Regions from separate parts of the Homo sapiens genome. Here region 1 is linked to region 2. The links are chromatin loops, found by intact Hi-C in ENCODE. Cell type or tissue: HCT116. All regions are shown on one strand. Links, peaks and the distances in the headings refer to the core of each region. The heading gives the core; the rest is flanking DNA. Region 1 overlaps BAIAP2L2 (BAR/IMD domain containing adaptor protein 2 like 2). Region 2 overlaps TPTEP2-CSNK1E (TPTEP2-CSNK1E readthrough).

Evidence for each region. Peaks named below come from ENCODE experiments on the same cell type or tissue, not always from the same donor. Only the 100,000 strongest peaks of a DNase experiment are listed, where the experiment ranks them.
Region 1: a loop joins it to region 2, with 13 times the contacts of the local background. A loop is called at or near these places in 54 of 110 quality-filtered maps.

Annotation. Positions count from the first base shown.
Region 1 is chr22:38,096,876-38,104,875 of GRCh38, reverse strand. BAIAP2L2 (BAR/IMD domain containing adaptor protein 2 like 2) reads left to right here. Exons shown (of 14, transcript NM_025045.6): 5 at 6,394-6,465; 6 at 6,697-6,813; 7 at 7,698-7,844. Among named protein-coding and RNA genes, the nearest start is that of BAIAP2L2, 9.8 kb to the left of the region's middle. RefSeq lists an enhancer at 5,990-6,544. In HCT116, for the core only: CTCF peaks have their summits at 594 (motif pointing right), 3,928 (motif pointing left) and 6,715 (motif pointing left); DNase peaks (open chromatin) are centred at 585, 3,915 and 6,745.
Region 2 is chr22:38,348,100-38,359,749 of GRCh38, reverse strand. All of the region lies in intron 4 of TPTEP2-CSNK1E (TPTEP2-CSNK1E readthrough), which reads left to right. It also overlaps the pseudogene TPTEP2. Among named protein-coding and RNA genes, the nearest start is that of CSNK1E, 36 kb to the right of the region's middle. RefSeq lists a silencer at 6,309-6,548 and an enhancer at 11,379-11,538. In HCT116, for the core only: a CTCF peak has its summit at 6,414 (motif pointing right); a DNase peak (open chromatin) is centred at 6,419.

The sequences.
Region 1 (8,000 bases), core at 1-8,000, 250 kb after region 2:
GTGCCTTCGTGGTTTATCACTCTACCTTACAGCCTGAGACACTAGAATTTGGTTTCACTCTTAAAAAAAAAAAAATTTTTGGCTGGGTGTGGTGGCTCACGCCTGTAATCCCAGCACTTTGGGAGGCCAAGGCAGGCGGATCACGAGGTCAGGAAATCAAGACCATCCTGGCTAACACGGTGAGACCCCATCTTTACTAAAAATACAAAACAATTAGCCGGGCATGGTGGTGGGCGCCTGTAGTCCCAGCTACTCGGGAGGCTGAGGCAGGAGAATGGCGTGAACCCGGGAGGCGGAGCTTGCAGTGAGCCGAGATCGCGCCACTGCACTCCAGCCTGGGCGACAGAGCAATACTCCGTCTCAAAAAAAAAAAAAAAAAGAAATTTGAGTCTCTTCGAACCTCCGGGTTCCCCTTCCGTCTGTTTCTTTTCCTTACACTTTGTCTGTTGGAGACCCTGGGACCATCTGCTCTGACTTTCCCATAGTCTGGAAGTTGCTGAGGATGCTCTCCTAGTATGTTCAGCTGGTTTCTCTGTCCTCTGGATCCGGAGCCTTGCCCTTGGCAAGACCAGAGGGGCTACTGAGTTCTTCCACCAGGAGGCATCACTGTGTCTAGATCTGCCATGCATCCGGGGATACACACCACTGTTCCTCCCATGCCTTTTCAAAGCATTCTTAGCTAGGATGCTTCCAGAAAGAGACCCTTCCCCTTATCTGCTATTATTACCCACTGGCACGTTTCATATGGAGAGGGCAGGAGAAAGGTTTCATTCATTCCCTTTATTCATCAGGTTCCAAGATAATGAATTTGTGCCCTGTCATCCTCTGAAGGTGAAGCCACCAATTAACTTTATGTTTTTACTAACACCATTATGTAGTACTTTTATTTACTATAATCAATATCGTAGATTTAAACTCATTTGACCTATTTCAATGGTTGGCAATTATTACGTTTACTGAAGTTGAAAATGTCCTATTTTTGGCCAGTGGAAGCTTCTTTTTTTTTTTTTTTTGACATGGAGTCTCACCCTGTCACCGAGGCTGGAGTACAGTGATGCAATCTCGGCTCACTGCAACGTCCGCCTCCCAGGTTCAAGCAATTCTCCAGCCTCAGCCTCCCATGTAGCTGGGACTACAGGTATGCAACACTGCATCTAGCTAATGTTCATATTTTTAGTAGAGACGGGGTTTCACCTTGTTGGCCAGGCTGATCTCGAACTCCTAACCTCAGATGATCTGCCCAGTTTAGCCTCCCAAAGTTCTGGGATTATAGGTGTGAGCCACTGCACCTGGCCATTGGAAGCCTCTTTAATCTGCCTCCTGAGTCCTTGCTATCTGCCTGACAAGAGGTTCCAGGCTTATCTGCTACTTGTGCTGTGTGAGACATGGAATGAGCCATTTCTTCATGAAGCCCTGTTTTTACTTTTTGTTTTTAGTGCAAGTGGTATTTCAAAGCCATAATCTGAATACTAGTGGTGCTCATTGCCACTGGCTTGATCTTTGTTTCTAGGCTTTTTTGGTGGCTGTGCAACGCATAGATGGATACATATTTATATGCAATGTGTGTGTACACACATATAACACATATTCTCTCGCTCTGTCTCTTTATTTCTATTGCTGCTGGACAAATTCATCTTATTTATTTATTTATTTATTTTCAGAGGCAGAGTCTCACTCTGTCACCCAGGCTGAAGTGCAGTGGTACAATCATAGCTCATTGCAGTCTCCAACTCCTGGGCTCAAATGATCTTCCTGCCTCAGCCTCCCAAGTAGCTGGGACTATAAGAAAATGCCACCGTGCCTGGCTAATTTTTTTTTTTTTTTAATTTTGAGATGGAGTGTCACTCTGTCTCCCAGGCTGGAGTGCAGTGGTGTGATATCGGCTCACTGCAAGCTCCGCCTCCCAGGTTCACGCCATTCTCCTGCCTCAGCCTCCCGAGTAGCTGGGACCACAGGCGCCTGCCACCATGCCGGGCTAATTTTTTTTTTTTGGTATGTTTAGTAGAGACGGGATTTCACCGTGTTAGCCAGGATGGTCTTGATATCCTGACCTCGTGATCCACCCGCCTTGGTCTCCCAGAGTGCTGGGATTACAGGTGTGAGCCACCGCACCCGGCCGTGCCTGGATAATTTTTAAACTCTTTTTATAGAGATGAGGTCTCACTATGTTGCCCAGGCTGGTCTTGAACTCCTGGCCTCAAGCAGTCCTCCCATCTGGGCCTCCCAAAGTGCTAGGATCACTTTTAGACCATTGATTCATTTTCTTCTGTTTCATGGGCCTTTCTGGTGTGTTTTGGTTGTCAGTAGGAATGTTATTCTCTTCCATATTCTCTTTTTTCTAATAATAACTTTCTATTGGATTTCACCTCAGAGATTGTCTGTGGAAAAGTAGGTTTTTTCCTGAAATTGTAAAAGGAGCACAGTCAAGACAGCTCTTCTCACTTTGCAAGATCTCTTTCTGTTGTTCTTATGTAGTTTTCCAAAAATATGGCAGCTCCCTTTCTGCAATTTCCTGGTTCCGTTCATGCTCCTACTTTTGTTAGACTTTCTCTTTCCTTTTGTGTCTGTTGTCCTTGTTCCTGATTTTGATCCTCCTCACGGCATTCTCTCCTCCACATGGGCCCTGTCTGGATGGGAGCCTGGCTGGTCAGTTTCAAGACTTCCTAGAGGCTCGACTACTCCAGCCCCTTCAGACTTTACCAGGGACCTCTTACCTTCACCCTTTGGACTCACAAACTCCTTGGAGTTTCAGCTGCTGTTCACAGACTGGCCTACTGAGCTTCCCATGACCATCTGCTGGCCATGTCGGGGTGCACCTGTGCTCAGGTCCCTCAACGCCCAGCTACCTCCCACTGCTCCATCCACATGGATGCTGGTCACACTGACCTCACAGCCGGTGCTGATTTTTGTTTGGAGGGTTGTAGAGATATACTGTCATAGTTTTGTTCTGAATGTTGTCTTGAGTTTATTTTTTTCTTTTGGTGGTTTTGTTTGTTTTGTTTTGTTTGTTTGTTTGTTTTTTGAGACGGAATCTTGCTCTGTCACCCAGGCTGGAGTGCAATGGCGCCATCTCAGCTCACTGCAACCTCTGCCTCCCGGGTTCAAGCGATTCTCCTGCCTCAGCCTCCCAAATAGCTGGGATTATAGGCGCGTGCCACCATGCTCGGCTAATTTATGTACTTTTAGTAGAGATGGGGTTTCACTATGTTGGCCAGGCTGGTCTCAAACTCCTGACCTCAGGTGATCCACACACCTTGGCCTTCCAAAGTGCTGTGATTACAGGCATGAGCCACTGTGCCTGGACTTTTTTTTTTTTTTTTTTTTTTTTTGAGACAGGATCTCACTGTGTCACCCAGGCTGGAGTACAGTGGTGCAGTCACAGCTCATTGCAGCCTAGACTTCCTGGGCTCGGGCAATCCTCTCACCTCAGCCTCCCAAGTAGCTAGGACCACAGGCATGAACCACCACGTCTGGCTTTTTTTTTTTTTTTTTTTTTTTTTTTTTATGTAGAGACAGCATCTTACTATGTTGCCCAGGCTGGTCTGGAACTCTTGGGCTCGAGCAATCCTCCCACCTCAGCCTCCCAAAGTGCTGGAATTACAGGTGTGAGCCACTGTGCCTGGCTAGTCTTAAGTTTTTTATTTTGCTGTCTGGTTTCTCCATTCATTTTTAGGAGAAGATGAAGGAAGGTTTTGAAACTACATTTTATTTCCACCATCATCCCAGACCTGAGTTTTTTTTTCTACTGAGGTAAAGTTTACATACAATAAGATGAAGTTCCTAAATATGTTGAGTGTTAAGTTCAACAGATTTTGACAATTGTATGCCCTGTGTGGCCACCATGTTAAACAGGATTTATTTAGAACGTTTCCATCAACCCAGAAAGTTCTCTTATGTCCCTTTTGTCAGTGTCGCCCCCTAGGGGCAAAGGCTTTCTGACTTCTATCTCTGCAGATGAATTTTGCCTGTTCTAGTGCTTCGTTTGAGTGGAACTGTGCCCTGTATATTCTTTTGTGTCTAGCTTCTTTCACTCAGCATAAGGTCTGTAAGATTAATTCATGTTGTTGCATTGTATGAATCTGTTTGTGTCACTATCAAGGAATACCTGAGACTGGGTAATTTATAAGGAAAAGAGGTATATTTTGGCTCATGGTTCTGCAAACTGTACAAGCATGGCACCAACATCTACTTAGCTTCTCATGAGGGCCTCAGGAGGCTTACAATCATGGCGGAAGGTGAAGGGGTAACAGGTGCGTCACATGGCAAGACAGCAAGAGAGAGAGTGGGGAGGTGCTAAGCTTTATTTATTTATTTATTTATTTATTTATTTATTTATTTATTTATTTATTGAGACGGAGTTCCACTCTGTTGCCCAGGCTGGCATGCAGTGGTGCGATCTCGGCTCACTGCAACCTCCGCCCCCTAGGGTTCAAGCGATTCTCCTGCCTCAGCCTCCCGAGTAGCTGGGATTACAGGCAGCCGCCACCAGGCCCAGCTGATTTTTTTATTTTTAGTAGAGACGGGGTTTCAGCATGTTGGCCAGGCTGGTCACAAGCTCGGCCTCCCAAAGTGCTGGGATTGCAGGTGTGAGCCACCACGCCTGGCCTGAGTTCACAAAATTTAAGGAGGCAGTGCTGTGACATTCACACTAGCGCAGGGTCGGGAAGGCTTCCTTTTGATTGGATCCAGCGGAAAGCGGCCCCTCAGAAGCATCTACCTGGCATTTCTATAACAACGCACGTTTCTGTTCACCGTTGTATCACTCTGGAAACCTACGTGCCACTTCCTTCTTGGTGCTGACACCCTTCTCTACACACACACTGGCAGCCATAGCTCAGGGTTTCAGTACCAAAGAGGCACCCTCAAGCTCCCTTGCAGACTAGTGGGCACCAAAGTTTGGGAAATAACTGTGGGAGAAAACCTTAAACTTTAGAAATTTTATTATGTAGTGATTTTTTTCTGCATATTGGGAGGAGATTGCCAGCATTCCTTTTCTGGGCGATCCCCTAGCCCCGTGGGATGATGTGAGGACACCTAGAGCAGGAGGAAGGACCCACTGTGGGAAAAGGGTGTGTGGACAGAGGCTGCGCAGAGGCGGGAGGGCCTCCAGAGGAGGACGTGTCCGCGGGGTTGGGGAAGCACCTCTTGTGTCCCATGCAGCCTGAACCCTCCTGCAGCTGGAAGGGTTTAGGTCCAACTGCCCAACAACATGGAGTGACTCAGAGAAAGCTGATGGAGAATACAGGGTACCAGGGCATCACCTGGGCCCACAGAATCGAAGCTCATCAAGCTCTCAGAGAGCAGCTGGTCAAGCCTTTCCTTTTTCTTTTTTTTTTTCTTTTGAGACAGAGTTTCACTCTGTCACCCAGGCTGGAGTGCAGTGGCGTGATCTCCGCTCACTACAACCTCCGCCTCCCTGGTTCAAGTGATTCTCCTGCCTCAGCCTCCTGAGTAGCTGGGATTACAGGCACGCACCACCATGCCTGGCTGATTTTTGCATTTTTAGTAGAGATGGGGTTTCACCATGTTGGCCAGGCTGGTCTCGAACTCCTGGCCTCAGGTGATCCACCCACCTCAGCCTCCCAAAGTGCTGGGATTACAGGCGTAAGCCACCATGCCCAGGCTGGTCAAGCCTTTCCTGTTACAGATGGGGCAACTGAGGCCCAGAGATGGGTGGCAACTTGTCCAAAGTCACAAAGCAAATAGGAGGCAGAACTAGAATGAGGACGAAGCTTCTGAGCCTGAGCCCAGCAGCCTTTCCTGTCCTGCCCCGGTGGCCAGACATCCACTTGCCATGGGAACCTGTCACCTCCCAGGCCCATCTGAGACCTCAACAGCTTCTGAGTGTTTTTGCTGGGCTGTGCCCTGCCCATGGTGCTGAGGACACAGAGGTGAGCCATGGCCATAGCAGCTCCAAGGGGCTATGCATGGGGCCCTGGCCATAAATTCTGTATACAACTGGAGGAATGGACAACGAAGGAACAAATGTGCACCCATTCCAGAGACAAAACGAGGGAGCAATGGATTCTGCTTGGGAAAGTCAGGAAGACAGGAAGCTGGCACTGGAAGATAGGGAGGAAATTCCAGGCAGAGGGAATGATGTCATCAAAGCACAAACTAAGAATAAGACAAAAAATAAGAACCAGAAGACTCTGACACACTTATCAAGGGTTCGTTTCCAGGCAGCACTGCACTAAACATTGTGAATGTTTAACCATTTCGTCCTCCCTCCAGCCAGGTGGTGTTCTTGTCTCCGTTTCTCTGACAGGTGGGCAGGTGCCTGGTATATTAGGAGCACGATGGGCAGTCTGTTATAGCAGAAAGTGCAAGGGGGTGCTGGGGCCTGGGAACAGTAGGGGGGCCTTGATCACCCTCACCCTGCACTCCGCTCAGGTGCAGACATTCCATGGAGGCCTGCTGCAGCACATGGAGAAGAACACCAAGCTGGACATGCAGTTCATCAAAGTGAGTCTGGCCTCCCCACTCGGCCCCCAACTCACTGCAGGCAGGACCCCCTCTCCCATTTGACAGGTAGGCACACACAGGCCAGTGCTGAGCACTGACTGGGCCCCAGATTATCCATGTTCCCAGCTGAGCCCCAAGTCTCCAAACTTCCAGGGCCCTGATCTCTGGGAGGGGTGTCTTGAGCTCTCTGATGTGGGGGGATTCTCCCTCCCCGACTCCACCCTACCCCAGGACAGCCGCCAGCACTATGAGCTCGAGTACCGCCACCGAGCGGCCAACCTGGAGAAGTGCATGTCTGAGCTGTGGCGCATGGAGCGCAAGAGAGACAAGAACGTGCGGGAGATGAAGGTGCGAGGGCCGGGAAGCGGGGGTGGGCCAGGAAGGGCGGGTGGGCAGACCTCGGGGCGAGACCGGGCCCTGGGAACCCCGAACGCCTCCCTGAGCTCCCCCACCGAGCACCAGCCCAACTGTGATGAGCGTGGCTGGGGAGGTCAGCCAGCCCCTGGTGGGGTGGGCGTAACTAGCTCCTAGGGCCACGCCCAGCACCGCCCCTTGCCCTGTGGCTTACTGGCCTTACCCAGAATCCCCGGGCCTCTCCTGCAAACCCATCCCACCTCCCCCATCTCCTACTTCACCGAGAAAATTGCTCGCTTGAACATGGTGCCAAAGGTGTCATCCACCAGCCGCCCATCCTCCTCCCCTCTCTCCTGCCTGGCAGAGGTATCCCGCCCCCGGCTAGGGCCATTCCCCTTCCTGAGCCTGGGGCCCCATCCCTGGCCTCTGTCTCCAAGATCCAAACCCATGGATTAACCCTCTGCCTCCCTTCCCGTCTCTTCTGGCTCCTTTAAGTGAGCTCACGCCTCCCCTCCTCAGAATCTTCCCCCCAAGTAGGGGCTATTAACCTACTCATTCATATTCTCATTAAACCCGTCCCCCTGCCCCCCCAGCCCGTGCTTGGGCTTGTGCTGGGTGCCAGGGACAGAGCGAAGGCTCAGACAGCAGCCCTGCTTGTGAGAAGCACCTGGGAGAGGGAGACGCAGGGCCCAGACTCATAACAAGGCTGCTGATGATGGGGCAGGCTCAGGAGCTAGGATGGGCCGGGTGATGGGGGGTGGGCTTGGGGAGAGGGCAGTCAGGAAGAACAGGGGGCTTGAACAGCTGGCGCCTGTGGGCGAGGGGGGTGGGATGAGACACACCCACCGCCCCCAGCCAGAACTCCCGTTCCCCCCCAGGAGAGTGTGAACCGGCTGCACGCACAGATGCAGGCCTTCGTGTCTGAGAGTCAGCGGGCGGCTGAATTGGAAGAGAAGCGGCGCTATCGCTTCCTAGCAGAGAAGCACCTGCTACTTTCCAACACCTTCCTGCAGTTCTTCGGCCGGGTGAGTTGGACTGGGGGGCAGCAAGCGGGGCGCTTCTAGGAGCTGCCCCCTCCTGAGTGGCCGTACATAGAGGTTTCCCTCCCTTCTTCCCTCTTCCCTCCCTGCCTGCCTGTCTGTAGAAATTCATTTTATTTTGCTATCTCCATCCATTTCTTC
Region 2 (11,650 bases), core at 1,422-9,421:
CCTACAGAAAGATATCAATATCCAAGTACAAGAAAGTTATAAAACACCGAGCAGATGTAACTCAAAGAAGACTACCTCAAGGGATTTAATAATCACAGTCCCAAAGATCAAGGATAAAGAAAGGATCTTAAAAGCAGCAAGAGAAAAGAAACCAATAATATACAATGGAGCTACAATATATCTGGCAGCAGACTCTTTAGTAGAAACGTTTCAGGCCAGGAGAGAGTGGCATGACATATTGAAAGTGCTGAAGGAAAAAAACATTTACCCTAGAACAGTGTATCCAGTGAAAATATCCTTCAAAGTGAAGGGGAAATAAACACTTTTCCACACAAAAGCTGAGGGATTTTGTCAACACCAGACCTGTCCTAGAAGAAATGCTAAAGGGAGTATTTCAATCAGAAAGATAAGGACATTAATGAGCAATAAGTAACAACCTGAAGGTATAAAACTCACTGGTAATAGTAGGTATACAGAAAAATGCAGAATGTTATAACACTGTAACTATGATGTATAAACTACTCTTACTCTAAGTAGACTAAACTATGAGCCAATCAAAAATATTAACTACAACTTTTCAAGACATAGATGGTATAATAAGATAGAAATAACAAAAAGTTAAAAAATAGGGAGACAAAGTTAAGTTGTAGAGTTTTTATTAGTTTTCTTTTTACTTGTTTATGAAAACTTATAAGATTAAAATAATGGATTATAAGATAGTATTTACAAGCCTCATGGTAACCTCAAACCAAAAAACATAACAATGGATACACGAAAAATAAAAAACAAGAAACTAAATCATATCACCAGAGAAAATTACCTTCACTAATGAAAGACAGGAATGAAAGAAGGAAGAGAAGACCCCAAAACAACCAGAAAACAAATAACAAAATGGCAGGAGTAAGTCCTTACTTATCAATAATAACATTGAGTGTCAGTAGACTAAACTTTTCAATCAAAAGATAGAGTGGATGAATGGATGAAAGAACAAGACCCATCCAGGTGTGGTGGCTCACGCCTGTAATCCCAGCAGTTTGGGAGGCCAAGGCAGGCAGATCATGAGGTCAAGAGCTAGAGACCATCCTGGCAAACATGGTGAAACCCTGTCTCTACTAAAAATACAAAAATTAGCAGGGTGTGGTGGTGCGCACCTGTAGTCCCAGCTACTCAGGAGGCTGAGGCAGGAGAATCACTTGAACCCGGGAGGCAGAGGTTGCAGTGAGCCGAGATGGTGCCACTGCACTCCAGTCTGGTGACAGAGCAAGACTCCAGCTCAAAAATAAATAAATAAATAAATAAATAAAATAAAATAAAAAGACCCATTGCTCTGTTGCCTACAGGAAACACTCTTCTCCCATAAAGACACATGTAGGCTGGAAGTGGTGTCTCACTCCTATAATCCCAGCACTTTGGGAGGCAGAGGCGGGTGGTTTACTGGAGGTCAGGAGTTCAAGACCAGCCTGGCCAATATGGTGAAACCGCGTCTCTACTAAAAATACAAAAAATTCGTCGGTCATGGTGGCGGTCGCCTGTGATCCCAGCTATCACCACTGAAACTCCTTTCAGTTTTCAGAAACAAACTGTAGGTGACCAGAAGCGTTATCCGCTAAGCGCACCACTTTAAGTCCCTGACTTAGAGCCACAAGTGTTCTGTTTACCTATTGTTACTACTCTTTTCACTCTGGCAAACAGATTAATTCACACAAAATTTTATTTGAATGGCTTTTCAATTTATCATAACAATGGTTACTAAAAAGTGAGAGAATATGTACTAAGGGTTGAGTACAAGTTAGTGCTAGTAGAAAATAAGAGCCTTAATAGAGAAAAAACTAGTTCTAATCAAAGACTGGATTTAGTCAATGATGTTTATATTTTTAGCTTACATTTATAGCTTCAGAAACATTTTGTTACTGATATTCCTATCATAATTATTGTTTCAAAAATTCTCTAGTCCCTAACCTTCCTTTTTTCATTAAACAACTGTTTTAAAATTAAACTGTTATCTTGAAGGTTTTTTTTTCTTTTGAGACTGAGTTTTGCTCCTGTAGCCCAGGCTGGAGTGTAATGGCACAATCTCGGCTCACTGCAACCTCCAGCTACCAGGTTCAAGTGATTCTCCTGCCTCAGCCTCCCAAGTATCTGGGATTACAGGCATGAACCACCACGCCCAGCTAATTTTTTGTATTTTTAGTAGAGATGGGGTTTCACTGTGTCGGCCAGGCTGGTCTTGAACTCCTGACCTCAAGTGATCTGCCCGCCTTGGCCTCCCAAAGTGCTGGGATTACAGGCATGAGCCTGGGTCCTCAGCCTTGAAGATCTTATAGAAAAAAGCAACTACTGTGTTATAGAATAACAAACTTTAAATAGAAACAAAGACATTTTAATACAATCTTAATTACTCTGTGAACATGTAGATTAACCTTTAAATATAGGCTTTTTTTTTTCCTCAAAACAGGATAAGAGTTATCTTCTCATTTTTAATTTCCAAGTTGAAACTACAGATGACTATGTTTACTGAATCACATTTCAGGATCTTAAATCTTCGGACAATTATGTGTTCTTTTTTTCTTCACATTTTTGGAACTCCCTCAGATTTAACATCAATTAAATAACCTAGCTAAAACCTTGAACTCTTTTCAAAACAGTAAGTGGTAGAATAACAATAATTTCATACTCATAGTTTTAAAAGAATTAAACAACTGGATTTGACAGACATTTTCACAATTTTTTGTTGTCATGCAATTTTGGATACAGCCATTCTGCATGGTTTCACAAAGTTGGCATAGAGAAATATAAGTTTCCTAAGTTGAAACGGAAGATTATAAAAGAGGGAAGGAGAATGAGAGTAAGAGACTGGTTAAAGATGCAAAGGATTTCCACTTCTTCATTGTTATGTAAATGTGTCTGCTTTTTAAAAAGCACAATCACTGAAAAATCTATTTGGATAATGCCTTCACTCTATGCAACTATATCTGACTACAGGCTGAGCACCCTTAATCCAAAAATTCTGAAATGCTCCAAAATGTGAAATTTTTTGAGTGCCAACATGATGCCAAAAGTGGAAAATTCCACACCCGACCTTCTGTGACAGGTTTGCAGTGAAAATGCAGGTATACAACATGAAGATGAGGTCAGGGAGTCATCTAAGACAAAAACCATTGTTAATAAGGCAGATGACTCCATAGGGAACTTTTTTTTTTTTTTTTTTTTTTTGAGACAGAGTGCAGCTCAGTCGCCCAGGCTGGAGTGCAGTGGTATGATCTCAGCTCACTGCAACCTCTGAGTCCCAGGTTCAAGCGATTCTCCTGCCTCAGCCTCCCGAGTAGCTGGGACTACAGGCATGCATCACCACGCCCGGCTAATTTTTGTATTTTTAGTAGAGACGGGGTTTCACCATGTTGGTCAGGATGTTCTCAATCTCTTAACCTAGTGATCCGCCCGCCTCTGCCTCCCAAAGTGCTGGGATGACAGGTGTGAGCCACCGCGCCAGGCCCATAGGAAACATTTTTAAAAGCCGGCCGGCAGAATGTCTCCTTAGCCTTAACGGACCCGCTTCCTGGTCCCTCAGCTGCTTCTGATGTTTCTTCTTGCCTAAGAAAAAATAAAATGTGGTGTACAGTAAACTTTTAATGAAAACACAGCATCCCAGGAGACTGAACGCCTGCCGCTGTGTGTTTCCACTGTTCAACAGCTGACACAGGGATTCTGATGCCGCTGCTGTGCTGCTTAGTTTCTCTGAACACTTTTTTTTTTTAACTGTACTAATGGTATGTCATTTTTTCTATTGTTAAGCACTCATGTGTGAATAAGTGTAAGAAAATGATGGCTTATCAGGAGCATATAAATTCAGAGTCAGGAGCTAGGCACGGTGGTTCACGCCTATAATCCCAGCACTTTGGGAGGCCGAGGTGGGTGGATCACCTGAGGTCAGCAGTTCAAGACCAGCCTGGCCAACATGGTGAAACCCCGTCTCTACTAAAAATACAAAAGTCAGCTGGGCATAGTGGCAGGCGCCTGTAATCCCAGCTACTTGGGAGGCTGAGACAGGAGAATCGCTTAAACTTGGGAGGCAGTGGTTACAGTGAGCCGAGTTCGCACCATTGCCCTCCAGCCTGGGTGACAAGAGAGGACGACGTGTTAGATCACTTTCAAATCCACACCAAGTGGAGACTCTGCTGGATGGGCGGAGCGCAGGCTGGCTCCAGGCCTTCCTGTTCCTGGCTCCGCCACCACCGGGCACGCTCAATTTCTTCCCCTCACATTCACCCAGAATGGGTCTATGTCCAGCCTGGTGGGGACCCTGCCTGGGCTGGGGGCTTGTCTCCCCACCAAAGAGGAGATATAGCAGGTACAGGCACCAGCACATGGCGGGGCTCAGAATATCCCCGCTGGATTGAATATGTGACTTCAGTCCATAGAATGAGAGGCTCCTGGCCGGGCGCAGTGGCTCATGCCTGTAATCCCAGCACTTTCGGAGGCTGACGTGGGCAGATCACGAGATCAAGAGATCAAGACCATCCTGGCCAACATGGTGAAACCCTGTCTCTACTAAAAATACAAAAATACAAAAATTAGCTGGGTGTGGTGACACGCGCCTGTAGTCCCAGCTACTCGGGAGGCTGAGGCAGGAGAATCACTTGAACCCAGGAGGCGGAGGTTGCACTGAGCCAAGATGGCGCCACTGCACTCCAGCCTGGGAGACAGAGGGAGACTCTGTCTCAAAAAAAAAAAAAAAAGAATGAGAGGCTCCTGGCCCAGCCTCACCTGCTGATTAGCGGGATGTAGAGGCTTTCTAGTGCTGGCTTCAGATCTTGTCACTCCACTGTCACCTTTGTTGTCTCCAGTGCCCACCTCTAAACTATTGTATTAAAATTATAGAATAACATGTTTTTAAATCAGCTTGCTTTTTTTTTACTTGAACAATTTTATTATTTTATTTTTGAAACTGAGTCTCACTCTGTCACCCAGGTTGGAGTGCAACGGCGCGATCTCAGCTCACTGCAACCTCTGCCTCCCAGGTTCAAGCGATTCTCATGCCTCAGCCTCCTAAATAGCTAGGATTACATGTGTGTGCCACCACGCCCAGCTCATTTTTGTATTTTTAGTACAGATGGGGTTTCACTATGTTGACCAGGCTGGTCTCGAAATCCTGACCTCAAGTGATCCGCCCGCCTTGGCCTCCCAAAGTGCTGGGATTACAGGCGCGAGCCACTGTGCCTGGAACAATTTTATTTTAAAAGGAAACTTCCTATCCCTACATAAGTGGAAACCAGTATCAACTTGCCACATATGGAAGGTAAAAGTGAAAAGAAATAGAATGAAGTCAAACAAGGAGTTTCTATTCTAGCCAGGTACTCCTGCTGGTCAGTGCTGGGCCCAAGGCCCAGGACCTGCCTCTCTGACTTTTGTTTTGGTTTCATTTGTTTTTTTTAGGGGGACAGGGTCTCACTCTTGCCCAGGCTGGAGTGCAGTGGTGCGATCTTGGCTCACTGCAACCTCAAACCCCCGAGCTCAAGCAGTCCTCCCAATTCAGCCTCCCAAGTAGCTGGGACCACAGGCACACACCATCATGCCGGGCTAATTTTTGTATTTTTTGTAAAGAGGTTTTCACCATGTTGCCCAGGCTGGTCTGTAATTCCTGGGCTCTAGTGATCTGTCACCTCGGCCTCCTGAAGTGCTGGGATTACAGGACCACAGCCAACCTCTGCCTCTCCATTGACGAGGTTGATAAGGTGGTGTAGACGGCTAGCACTCGATGGAGACCTCCTGACCCCATCAAAGGGAAGGGGAAAACACAGGAAGCTCTCCCACTGTGTGGTCAGGGCTAGTACCAGCTCTGTCCCTGGGCCTTGACAGGGCCTGGAGACACCTTTGGGAGGAGCAGTTCCAGCCCAAACTCCTGCAAGGGAGGGATGGAGAGGGGAGAGGCTGAACACAACCCACCTGGAACCCGGGGCTGGGCCCGATGCTTTGAATACCAACTTAATCTTCACAACAGCCTGTGAAGGGTGTGTGTATGCACGCGCGCGTGTGTGTGTGTACACCAATTTCTTGCTGAGAAAAAGGAGGCTCAGAGAGGTTAAGGCATTCGCTGGAGTCCACAGCAACCAAGCCGCTGGAACCCCTCCGCCGGGTTCCGAGGCCCTCGCTGTTCTCAGGCCAGCGCAGAATTGGTCCCAGGGCTGGACTCCTCCAGGTGGGGCGCCCGGAGCACTCCCGACCACCTGCTCCAAGGACACTGCCTCCTGGAAGCGTCCCTGGTTTCCCTTCGGAGGTGAACTCGTTCAGGGCACTTCTCGGAGTCGCAGTCTCAGGTGGCCAGGGCAGGCCTTCTCCCTATGGGTGCTCCCCACGTCCGCCCTGGGCTTGGCAATGAGAAGCAGCCCCGCCCCGCGTGACCAGGACCCGCCTGCAGCGCCCGCGGCGGCCACACGGGGGCAGCAGGCGAGCGCCGCCCGAATTCCCGGGTCCCAGCCTGGGCTGGACCGGAGGGCACTGGCGGGTTGCCTCGCCCCAAGAGCCTCAGTTTCTCTGTCTATATAATGGACTAGGCTGTCTGCCAGGGCCTTTTTGGTCCTAGCAATCTGACCCCAAGCGAGCTTTATTAACAAATAGAAAAAAGAAGACATAAAAACAAACAGCCGGGCGCGGTGGCTCATTCCTGTAATCCCAGCACTTTGGGAGGCCGAGGCGGGCGGATCACCTGAGATCGGGAGTTCGAGACCAGCCTGACCAACATGGAGAAACCCCGTTTCTACTAAAAATACAAAATTAGCCAGGCGTGGTGGCACATGCCTGCAATCCCAGCTACTCGAGAGGCTGAGGCAGGAGAATGTTTGAACCTGGGAGATGGAGGTTGCAGTGAGCCGAGATTGTGCCATTGCACTCCAGCCTGGGCAACAAGAGCAAACTGTGTCTCAAAATAAAATAAAATAATAAAAATAAATAAATAAATAAAACAAATGCAAAGGGGTGTTTGCTGAGTGTCCCTGATGGGTCCCACAGAAAAGTCCAGGCCCAGGTGGAGACCAAGAGCCAGGAGAGCACCACGAGTCCCCTGAGGTCACACCTGACTCCCAGCCCAACTCTGGGCCAGTGGAAACCCTCATGTCCAGATGGGGAAACTGAGGCCCAAATGGTATGGGGACTTGCCCAAGCCCTCAAATGGAGGACAGGGCAGAGCTGAGCCTGGGACTCTCACCCAAGTGGTCTCCGGGGGCCTCCCTCTAAGTCTAAGGACTTAGCAACCCCTTCGCTCACGTTTTTTGGATTTTTTTTTAAGGCAGAGTCTCTCTGTTGCCCAGGCTGGAGTGCAGTGGCACGATCTTGGCTCACTGCAACCTCTGCCTCCCGGGTTCAAATGATTCTCCTGCCTCAGCCTCCCGAGTGGCTGGGACTACAGGTGCCCACCACCATGCCCGGCTAATTTTTGTATTTTGAGTAGAGATGGGGTTTCGCCATGTTGGCCAGGCTGGTCTCGAACTCCTGACCTCATGATCTGCCTGCCTCAGCCTCCCAAAGTGCTGGGATTACAGGTGTGAGCCACCGCGCCCAGCCTGTTTTTTGGATGTCTAATGGAACCAGAACTGGCGGTCCCTTCTGTTTATGGACCCGTGCACACAGCAGGAAGGAGAGGCTCCAGAGGCCCTGGACTCGGGGGACAACCCTCGCTTCATCACCTCCTGAGGGTCCACCGCAGCCAGCCCTGGGCCTTCTGCCCCTTTCACTCCAAGATCTCTGGGCTGACCTTCATCAGCCCCTTCCACCCGCCTCAGGAGGTAGGGACAAGGCTGGGGGTGGCCTTTGCAGACCCTGAGAATGAATATTGTCCTGCATACACAGCCCAGTGGCCACGAGAGGCCGACGAAGATACTGAAGGTCACAGAGGGCCAGAGGCGGGGCCAGGGCTTGAGCCACCCTCTCTCCAGGCCCGTCTATACCATTGGGCTGCCCCCTTCAGACCTCCGGGCAGGAAAAGAAGGTAGAGGGGATATTCACTGAGCCCCCGCCTCGAGCCTGGGCCCGACCTGGGGTGTTTGCCTTACTGGCCGCTCCAGCCAGTGTGAGAGGCTGCACTATCATGCACCCCACTGACAGGTGAGGAAGGCGCTGTGACCACCAGAGGAGTGAGCAGACTGGAATTTGAGCCCAGGTCTGCTCAGCTCCTACACCCGGCACTGAGCTTCCGGTCTGACCTGGCTCTTGGGCAGGGGCCCTGCAGGCCGCCTCCCTATGTGGCCCCAGAGTCCAGAGAGCAGCAAGGAGAGTAGGTTTCTACGGTGACCTGGGCAAATGAAGACACTAACCTGTGCCTCAGTTTCCCCAGCCCTTCCCACTCACAGCAAAAAAAGAAACGAGGGCCCTTCAGCCCACCCAGGTCCCATGTTCCAGTGCTGATGTTGGGGACAGCCTGGGGCCCAGCCTCAGGAAGGCTGTGTGAACAGCTTCCTCAGCTGGGAAGTGAGGGCAAGACTGGGAAGGCCCTACAGCCACTGGATCTGGGGCCATGTTGGGGGGCCAGTGAAGGGGGCACCCCAGGCTAGTCTTCCAGGAGCTCCCTGGTTGGGGGGACAAGGAAGGACACAGGCAGGGACAACCAGGGCCACACTCAGGGCCATTGTGAGGGACAGGGATGGGGCTGTTGCCATCGTAGTGACAGAGCTGTGGTATGCTCCTGCCACCTTGCATTCCAGCCCAGGCTGCTCCCATCTTTGGCAGAGGGTGGGAAAACACATGATCCTGCCTTCCAGAGACTGTACTGGTCAGAGAAAGACATCAGCAGGAGAGCCAGAGATTCCTCCTCCTCTCCATCATCACCATCACCATTATTCTCATCACCATCACCGTCACCGTCATCATCATCATCACCATCATGGACTTCAAAGAAGTTCAAAGAATTTCCTCCTCTGGCCAGAGTGAATCCTGTTCTGTGGAAGCAGGAGGCTGGGTGGGAAGCCCTGTGGAGGCTCCACCCGTGTTTGGGTTCTGGGCAGGGATCTGGGGACAGGGGAGGCCTAATGCTTATTGCAGAAATTCTCTGCCTGGGAAGTCAGGATCACTCCTTGGAGGAGGCAGCCTGTCCTCTGAGCTTTCAGGAAAGGAACTGGTTGTGTGGTTCCCTGTAAGCTCTGGAGATGGGGCGGGCAGTAGGGGGAGGAGCACAGCAGTGTGGATGTATTAATACTTAGTGCTGGCCGGGTGCGGTGGCTTACGCCTGTAATTCCAGCAGTTTAGGAGGCCAAGGCAGGCAGATCACCTGAGGTCAGGAGTTCAACACCAGCTGAGGCAGGAGAATCGCTTGAACCCAGGAAGCAGAGGTTGCAGTGAGCCAAGATCACGACATTGCACTCCAGCCCTCCAGCCCAGGCAACAAGAGTGAAACTCCGTTCCCCCCCGCAAAAAAAAAAACTTAGTGCCACAGAACCTACGCTTAAAACCAGCTAAAATGACAAATCTTATATGATAGGTATTTTACCGCAATTTTAAAAATTATTTCCTGGCCAGGTATGGTGGCTCACATGTATAATCCCAGCCCTTTGGTGGCCATGGTGGGAGGATCCCCTGAGGCTAGGAGCTTGAGACCCGCCTGGGGAACATAGTGAGACCCCGTCTCAACAAAAATTTTTTAAAAATTAGCCAGGTGTGGGCCGGGCACAGTGGCTCACGCCTGTAATCCTAGCACTTTGGGAGGCCGAGGTGGGCGGATCACGAGGTCAGGAGATCGAGACCATCCTGGCTAACACGGGGAAACCCCGTCTCTACTAAAAATACAAAAAATTAGCCGGGCATGGTGGCGGGCGCCCGTAATCCCAGCTACTCGGGAGGCTGAGGCAGGAGAATGGCGTGAACCTGGGAGGTGGAGCTTGCAGTGAGCCGAGATTGCACCACTGCACTCCAGCCTGGGCGACAGAGCAAAACATCGTCTCAAAAAAAAAAAAATTAGCCAGGTGTGGTAACGTGCGCCTGTAGTCCAGCTATACAGGAGGAGGTTGAGGCTGTAGTGAGCCATGATTGCACCACTGCACTCCGGTCTGGGGGACAGAACAAGACCCTGTCTCCAGAGTAAATAAATAATTTTTACTTAAAAAATTAAAGAGTCCAGGTGCAGTGGTTCATGCCTTTAATCCGAGCCCTTTGGGAGACTGAGGTGGGTAAATTGCTTGAGTCCAGGAGTGTGACACCAGCCTGGACAACAGAGTAAGACCCTGTCTCTACAAAAAATAAAAATATCAGCTGGGTGTGGTGGTGTGTGCCTGTGGTCCCAGCTACTTGGGAGCGTGAGGTGAGAGGCTTGCTTGAGCCTGGGAGGATGAGGCTGCAGTGAGCTGTGATCACACCACCGCACAGCCTGGGTGACAGAGCGAGACCCTGTCTTAAACACAACAACAACAAAAAAATGAGGTCTTACTGCCCAGGGGCCCATTACCCTGCTATCTCCCAGCCCTCCCCACACAGAGTCACGTGGACAAGATGCTACGCGCTCACAAGGCCTCTTGGTCACCGTAACTCAGGGAGCCTTAGAGTCTTACCATCCGCCCTGCACCTACCCCAGCTGTCACGCACATCCCTGCCATCTGGGAAGACCCTGAGCTCTGTCCTCTGCTAAAAACCTGCTAGGACCCCTGTGGTCTACAAGACACAGTCCAGAGGCTTTGGTCTGGCATTTAAGGCTCCTGGCACTTGACCCGCTGACCTCTCCCATCACTCCTTGTGCAGGCCCTGCCCTAGCCCTGTGGGCACCTGTACCCAGCTCAAGGAGCAGCTTCGGAGCAGCCTCCCAGCAGCCTCTACTTCCGTCTAGACCTCCATACCTTGCCCGTCCCTGCTACCCCTTGGCCTTCGCCTTCCCTTCCTCTAGGAATGCCCTTCCCCAGCCTGGCAGGCTGACCCTGCTCCCTCCTCTGCCTCCTGGATGGCTCACAGGGGCATCCTCTGATGGCCCTGTCTTGACAAATTCCAGGCCCTTCCTGGTGCCAACACAAAGTAGGGGCTCAGCTGGAATCAGCCTACGGATTGGTTCACTGCAGACTTCCTGTCCAACCTCTGAACTCCATGGAGGAGGTGGGACTGGTAGGGACAACCCAAGAGAGTCAGGACCCCTGGGTTCCTGTCCTGCTCGAGCTTTGTTGTGTGACCTCAGGGAGGTGTCTCCCCTTCTAGGAAATGTGGCCTCCTGGGCAGCCAATCCCACAGGATGTGCTCCGTCAGAGCAGCAAAAGCGGGGACAGAGGGAATTATCAAGGCCATGACCCGAGGGTGGGGCACGGTCAGGTGACAGAGTGACAGGTGCATCATCCCCATAGCAGAGTTAGCTGGGTGCTGACACTCACTCACCACCTCCCGCCTCTCAGAGCTATGCTCAGTGCTTAGCCAAGCCTGTCCTGGCCTGCCTGAATGTCAGGGAGTGACCAGAACTTAGTCACCAGAATTACCCTCTTCGTCACCGCCTTCATACTCATCCCCATTCTCCTCATCACCGCCGTCACCCCCGTGCCATCAGCATCTGGAGGTTCAAAGAATTTCCTTCTCTGGAGGATGCCTCTGGCCAGTGACAAGCCTGCTCTCTGTATACAAGGTGGCCTGGACTAACAGACCTTTCCAGACTCTGTCCCTGACCTCCCCAGGGGTGTGAGGGGGGACAGGAACCCAC